Regions from separate parts of the Homo sapiens genome. Here region 1 is linked to region 2. The links are chromatin loops, found by intact Hi-C in ENCODE. Cell type or tissue: Caco-2. All regions are shown on one strand. Each heading gives the region's core, and the rest is flanking DNA. Links, peaks and the distances in the headings are about the cores only.

Region 1 (2,923 bases), core at 130-2,629, 160 kb before region 2:
TCCTACTATTTTTTATGTCATCGAGGTTATGATTAGACTAGGTGTCTTATTACAGCATTCAATGTAGTAAGAAAAATAACCTTTGTTTTCGTCCAGTGACACGGTGAGATTCATGGAAAATCTATTTTTGCAAATGTTTAAACTGGTTTATCTCTACTAAAGATGAGAAAATAATAAAATTTTCCCATGTTGAGACTTCTTTGCACAACCTTATGATGTTTTCAAATACCTGGGTGGTATTTTGATTATATTATTATGGTTTTCTCTTTGACTTTCTGTTTATACGTTCTTTAGATAAACTAGTTTCTCTTAGCTTTAGAAGATGAGTAGGTAGCATTAGTAATCTTATAGCAGTTTGCAAAGATTAAGATAGAATTAATGTTGAATTTCTAAAGACCAAAAGACAATATTTCCATAAGAAAACTGGTTTGGAAGGAAAACTTTGGAGTGGATATTTTCTAAATTTGCTTAACATACCAATGCGGAAACATCAATGGCTCACACTTTGAAAATTCTTTCCTAAACATGGAGAAGACTCACCTTTCAGCTTCAGTGATAGTCCTCATAGGTTGGTACCAATGATAGGGAGAATCATTCCTATCTTTACATTCCATGTAATGCATTGATGTAAAAGCAGTAGATAGATAGTGCAGAACCTGTCCTTTGGTCACAAGGAATTTTGAGAGATAAAGGGAGAGAAAGGCAGATGAGTGAAGGGCTGAAAAATCTGGTACACCCAGTCTCCTATTTTCAGACTTTGTCTTGGACAGGAGGAGGCATCTTGTGTAAGTTGAAGCAATTACCAAGGCTGGGAGCACTTTAGAGTCTCTAGGTTGTGGAACTCTGGAAGGAGATTTCGTCTCTGAGGTTACAAAAAACCTAAATTTTGGGACTCAACATGGTTAGGCTGAAGAAGAGATGTAATTATTCTTGAGTTGCTTGCTGTACGTATGAAGTGTAAGTGGAATCCAGTGTTCCTGCATGACCCTGCTCCAAGTGAAACTATTTGAGGTGATATGATCCAACTGCGGTGATTAGAGGATAGGAATGGGTTGCTTATTCCTGGCGTGGATGGAAGATATAGCAGAGGTTCCTGAGAAAGTTCACAATACCAGCAAGGGCTGAGGTACTGCCTTGGGAATTAGAGCTCATCATTAGGCCTTGATGAAGCCCTAAGAAACCTGACAGTGAGTTCCAGCAGAGGGAGCAGAAGTCAGACAGATGAGAAACCTGTCAAAGAGACTGGAGGAGCCCAAGGACACAAGGTATAACTGCACCCCTCACTCGCTGTCATGAGAACGACGTAAGTCTCCTCATATACTCACATCCTCCTCTGAGGAAGAAGAAAAAAGTGAAGGGGAAAGAATGTCAAGATGGAGCATCCATCTTAAAAGATTGAATGATCCAAAAAAGATTCTTTAAAACATGTCTGTGAAGGATATGGAGTTTGAAGAGACTAAGTATAAAAACCTGAAGAGACTGAAATATTGTTATTTGGCAAGAATAAGTTTTCTTTTGTGTGGGGTAGGCTCCAGCAGAAAATTAGACCAGGTTTAGAGAATAAAAGAGCTATTTTTTTTCTATGTGTAGCTTTGTGTTCTTTTAAGCTACTAAATTTGTTTCAAGAAATAGAAACCCGATACACTAATAAACTTTCCTTATTTTAACATGGAGGTCCCAATTATTAATAAGTTTGTCCTATACTAAGGGTAATATTGTGCTGTGGTTATAAGACCCAAATGAAGATAGCAATGTCACATAAACATAGAGGATTTATACATTTTCTCAAAGTTATTAGTTCATAGTTCTGTAAATTAGAAGCCTGGGAAGGCTCAGCTAGATTCTTTACTTAGTCTCACAAGGCTGAAATGAAGTTGTCAGGAGTTTTGGGCTTTTATCTGGATGCTCTCGGGAAGAGTCCACTTCCATCCTCATTCAGATCATGGGCAGTCCAGTTCCTTGCTGTGCATTGTAGATCTGAAGTCCCTGCTTCTTTCTTGCTGGGTGTCATCTGGGCCCTATGCTCTGTTACTGGAAGCCACCTGCATTCTTTCTCACGTGGTCCTCTCCACCTTCAAACCAACAATGGCAAGTCAAGTATTTTTCATTCTTTGAATCTTTCTGATTTTCTCTTCTGCTACCAGTTAAAGAAAATTCTGTGCTTTTGAAGACTCAAGTGATTAGAACTGGCCAATTTACTGAAAAAGTCTGTCTTTCCACGAACGAAAATCAGTTGATTCACAGCATTATTTAATCTGCAAAATCTCTTTTGGCCTGTAGTCTACTATAATCACAGGCATAATATCCCATCCAATTCACAGTCCCAGCTCTGGGAGTTAGGATGGGAGATCACAAGGGTAGGAGGTGAGGTACAGAGAGGGGTGTCATTTAAGGATTCCCCTGCGCCACACATTTATAGAATCTGTTAAAGAATGGATAGGATAGATAAAAGATGGTGAACTTCAACTGAAATCTCTTCTAAAGTATTGAAAATTCCAAGAGATTTTGAGTTAATTAAACTTACAATGCTTGTGTTAATCTTTGAAATGTATATCTCTTTTTTACCATAGAATTCTGCGGTTGATTTGATGTCATTTTTTTATATCAAATGTAGTAGCAGGAATATCATTGATAGTTGATAATTTAGAAGAAAAGAAATAAGAAGTATGCATGGTTTTTGGAAATTTGTTTAGAATTTTGGTCTTATATATAAGAATATGTTTTAATTTAGGAATAAAAGTATTTGCTATGGGGAATAGGCCCTTTAAAATTGGTCCCATTTAATATCCCACAATACTAATTGAAATGGATCTTTAATATATTTCCCCCAAGTGAAATAAAATGCAGATTTCAATTCTCATGAGATAATAAACTAACAATATCAGAGAATGTACTTCAACATCAGTAATAAATTTATTGGTTT
Region 2 (2,923 bases), core at 304-2,803:
CACAAAAATGCATACATAAGGACATAGAGTGTGTAATGATAGAGAGTGGAGACTTAGAAGGATGAGGAGTTGGGAGAAGAGGGAATGATGAAAAATTACTTAATGAGTACAGTGTATTTTATTCAGGTGATGGATGCCCTAAACCCACTGACTTGACCATTATGCAATCTATGCATGTAACAAAATTGCACTTGCACCCCATAAATTTGTATGAATTTGAAAAAACTCAAAATAAAAATATTTATTCAGATCCTAAGTATCAGGCACTTCACTGGCTCTAGAATTTCTGCTGATAAGGTTTGATTCCTGGCCTGGAGAATATCTCAAAGTTATGAAAAACCAATACTAAACAAGTAATCATGATGAAACAGAATTATGCAGTCTCTGATGAGAGGCACCAGACAGGGATGTACAAGCTGTCAGATGATTGGGGTTCAACTTCAACTTTCAATGCTTACAGATACATTGATCTTTGGTTAGTTATTCACCTTTCTGAGCCTCAATTTCCCATCTCTCAAATGGAGACAGAATTAGAATCTACCTCATGATGGTGTTGAGAATTTGAACTACATCAATCCCTGTGAGATGTGTAACAGTACCCGGCACATATTATGATTGGCTTTGATACCAATCACAGAAATTGTAAACATATTACATTTAGCTTTCCTGTAGTAGCCTGTGTTAGTCTCTTTTTCATAGTGCTATAAAGAACTACCTGAGACTGGGTAATTTATGAAGGAAAGAGTTTTAACTGACTCACAGTTCTGCAGGCTTAACAAAAAGCATAACTGAGAGGCCTCAGGAAACTTACAATCATGGTGGAAGGCAAAGGAGAAGCAAGCATCTTATTTACATGGTGGCAGGAGAGAGAGGACAAAGGGGCAAGCTACAAAATAATCTCCTTTGACTCCGTATCTCACATCCAGGGCATAATGATGCAAGGGTATGCCTCTTGTGGGGCATACAATCTTAAGCAACTCTACCCTTGCCCACTATCTGCTAAAGCACCTGTCATTGTCTGCATCCCAGCAATCAGGAAAAGGAACAATAAAAAAGAAGGGTCTAAGGCACTCTCTAGATATCTGGAAACCTGCCTCAAAACAATTCTTACTTTTTTTTTTTGCTGATAACTGAGGCACAAGGCTGCAATGAGCTCGGAGAGCAGTTGGGGAGTATGGTTTTTGAAGCATCCACATGTCTAGCTAAGAGTGGGAGTCTAATATTAAGAAGGCAGAAGAAAAGGAATATTGGAAAGTACACATTCACAATCGGGCAGTTTGAATAGAGCTAAAGCAGAGAGTCCATGGACGTCAAAGTTGACTGCCACCTACTGGTTAGATGACTTTGGGCAAAATGCTTCATTTCTCTATGCCTTAATTTACTGATCAGGATCAGAGACATGTCTCAGGAACAAGTGAGTGCAATCAGCACTAAAAATAGTGTTGTGCATGTGGAAAGTGCTCATTTCAATAAATGGAATGCCACTGAAGAAAACTGAGTGGGAAAAGGCTGTCACGTGACTAAAGTGTTAAAATGATGACTGTAGCTAATATCGAGCAAAGATAAGAAGGAAGAGAAGCTTCAATGTAGAGAAAGAGTTAGAAGACTTTCATAGTGGTGCCAGTGGAATTGGGAGAAGGAGTTGTCTTTAGGGTATATTTTGACAGTGAACAAATAAAATTTATGGATATAGGCTGGGGAAAAAAGAGTAAAGACAACTTAAAAAAGTTTGGCCTATGGTTGTCTTATACACATTTTTTTTTTTCACTATGCTGTGATTTTTTTCACAAAAATCATCACCTTATCTCACTGGCACTATCCACCACAGTGTCTGGCACATGATAAGTGCTATGCAAATGGTCTAGTCGATTCAGTAAGAGAATTAGCTACCCTTAACTATTTTTGGGTTCTTGGTTTTCTCATTCGTTCTTAGACACATATCTATTGATAAAATAATTATAAAGTTATAATAATATAAATATAGTGGAAGTGTCCTAATTTATGTGTAAAATAAATTTTGTCATTTAAGTGAGATGAATTCTGTAACTCCTTTTAAAAGTTTAAAACCACTGCTATAGTTTCTGCTTCTCTACCATGCTTTACCTACAAAGACATTAAAGATATATAATATTGCGGTTAATTTTAGAGACAGCATGGTGGAATAGAAAGAATAGAACTTTATAAGCAGTCTGAGTTAAATTCAGTACCAGCGCAAATATTTAGGTTCTCTGAGTTTTTTTATTATTTGAGTCCTTCTAAAAAGATTTCCAATTCAGATCCCTGCATAGCGTATTTTCTGAGGTCTTGTTTGTCTGGAATTGTTGTTATTATTATTATGCCATCTATTTAAGTTATAATTAAGCTGGCTATCAAATTATTGGCTCAATATTATTTTCCTTTAATATTTTGGAAATAGTATACTGTCTTTGTGTAACCAGTGACATCTGACATTATTTGATTCTTATACTTTTACAGGTGATCTGCTCTGTCTGCAGGCTATATATTTTCTTCTACTTTTGTTTTTTCACATTTCACCATATTTGTTCTCTTTGTCAATGTATGGATTGCTTATATTTGGGATATTTTATCTTTCATCTGTGTGTTTTTATGTTTTTATCTTCTGGCACCCCTATTATCTGAGTGGCTTATCCATCTATCTCCGTAGATCCTCTAGCCCTTCCTGCCTCCTTCATACATCTGATTACTTGTTCTTCAGCGGATTCCATCTTACTATTTATAGAATAGATTGTTTTGTTTGTTTCATGTCATTTTTGTTCTTTTCTGTTTCATTACTGTAATTTTCTGATTTGATTATTCTCATATCTTCTCTTATCCCCTAAGTATAAATGATACATTATAATTTTAAATAATAATGATATATTATTATTATTTTGAATTATATGTGAATTTGTTTCAGTAACTC

Evidence for each region. A loop is a pair of places that touch in the nucleus more often than their neighbours do. Peaks named below come from ENCODE experiments on the same cell type or tissue, not always from the same donor. Only the 100,000 strongest peaks of a DNase experiment are listed, where the experiment ranks them.
Region 1: a loop joins it to region 2, with 25 times the contacts of the local background. A loop is called at or near these places in 2 of 110 quality-filtered maps.

Annotation. Positions count from the first base shown.
Region 1 is chr4:60,960,771-60,963,693 of GRCh38, reverse strand. No RefSeq gene overlaps it. Among named protein-coding and RNA genes, the nearest start is that of MIR548AG1, 40 kb to the right of the region's middle. In Caco-2, for the core only: a CTCF peak has its summit at 1,235 (motif pointing right); a DNase peak (open chromatin) is centred at 1,193.
Region 2 is chr4:60,804,295-60,807,217 of GRCh38, reverse strand. No RefSeq gene overlaps it. Among named protein-coding and RNA genes, the nearest start is that of LINC02496, 55 kb to the right of the region's middle. In Caco-2, for the core only: CTCF peaks have their summits at 1,147 and 1,348 (motif pointing left); no DNase peak of the experiment used is centred there.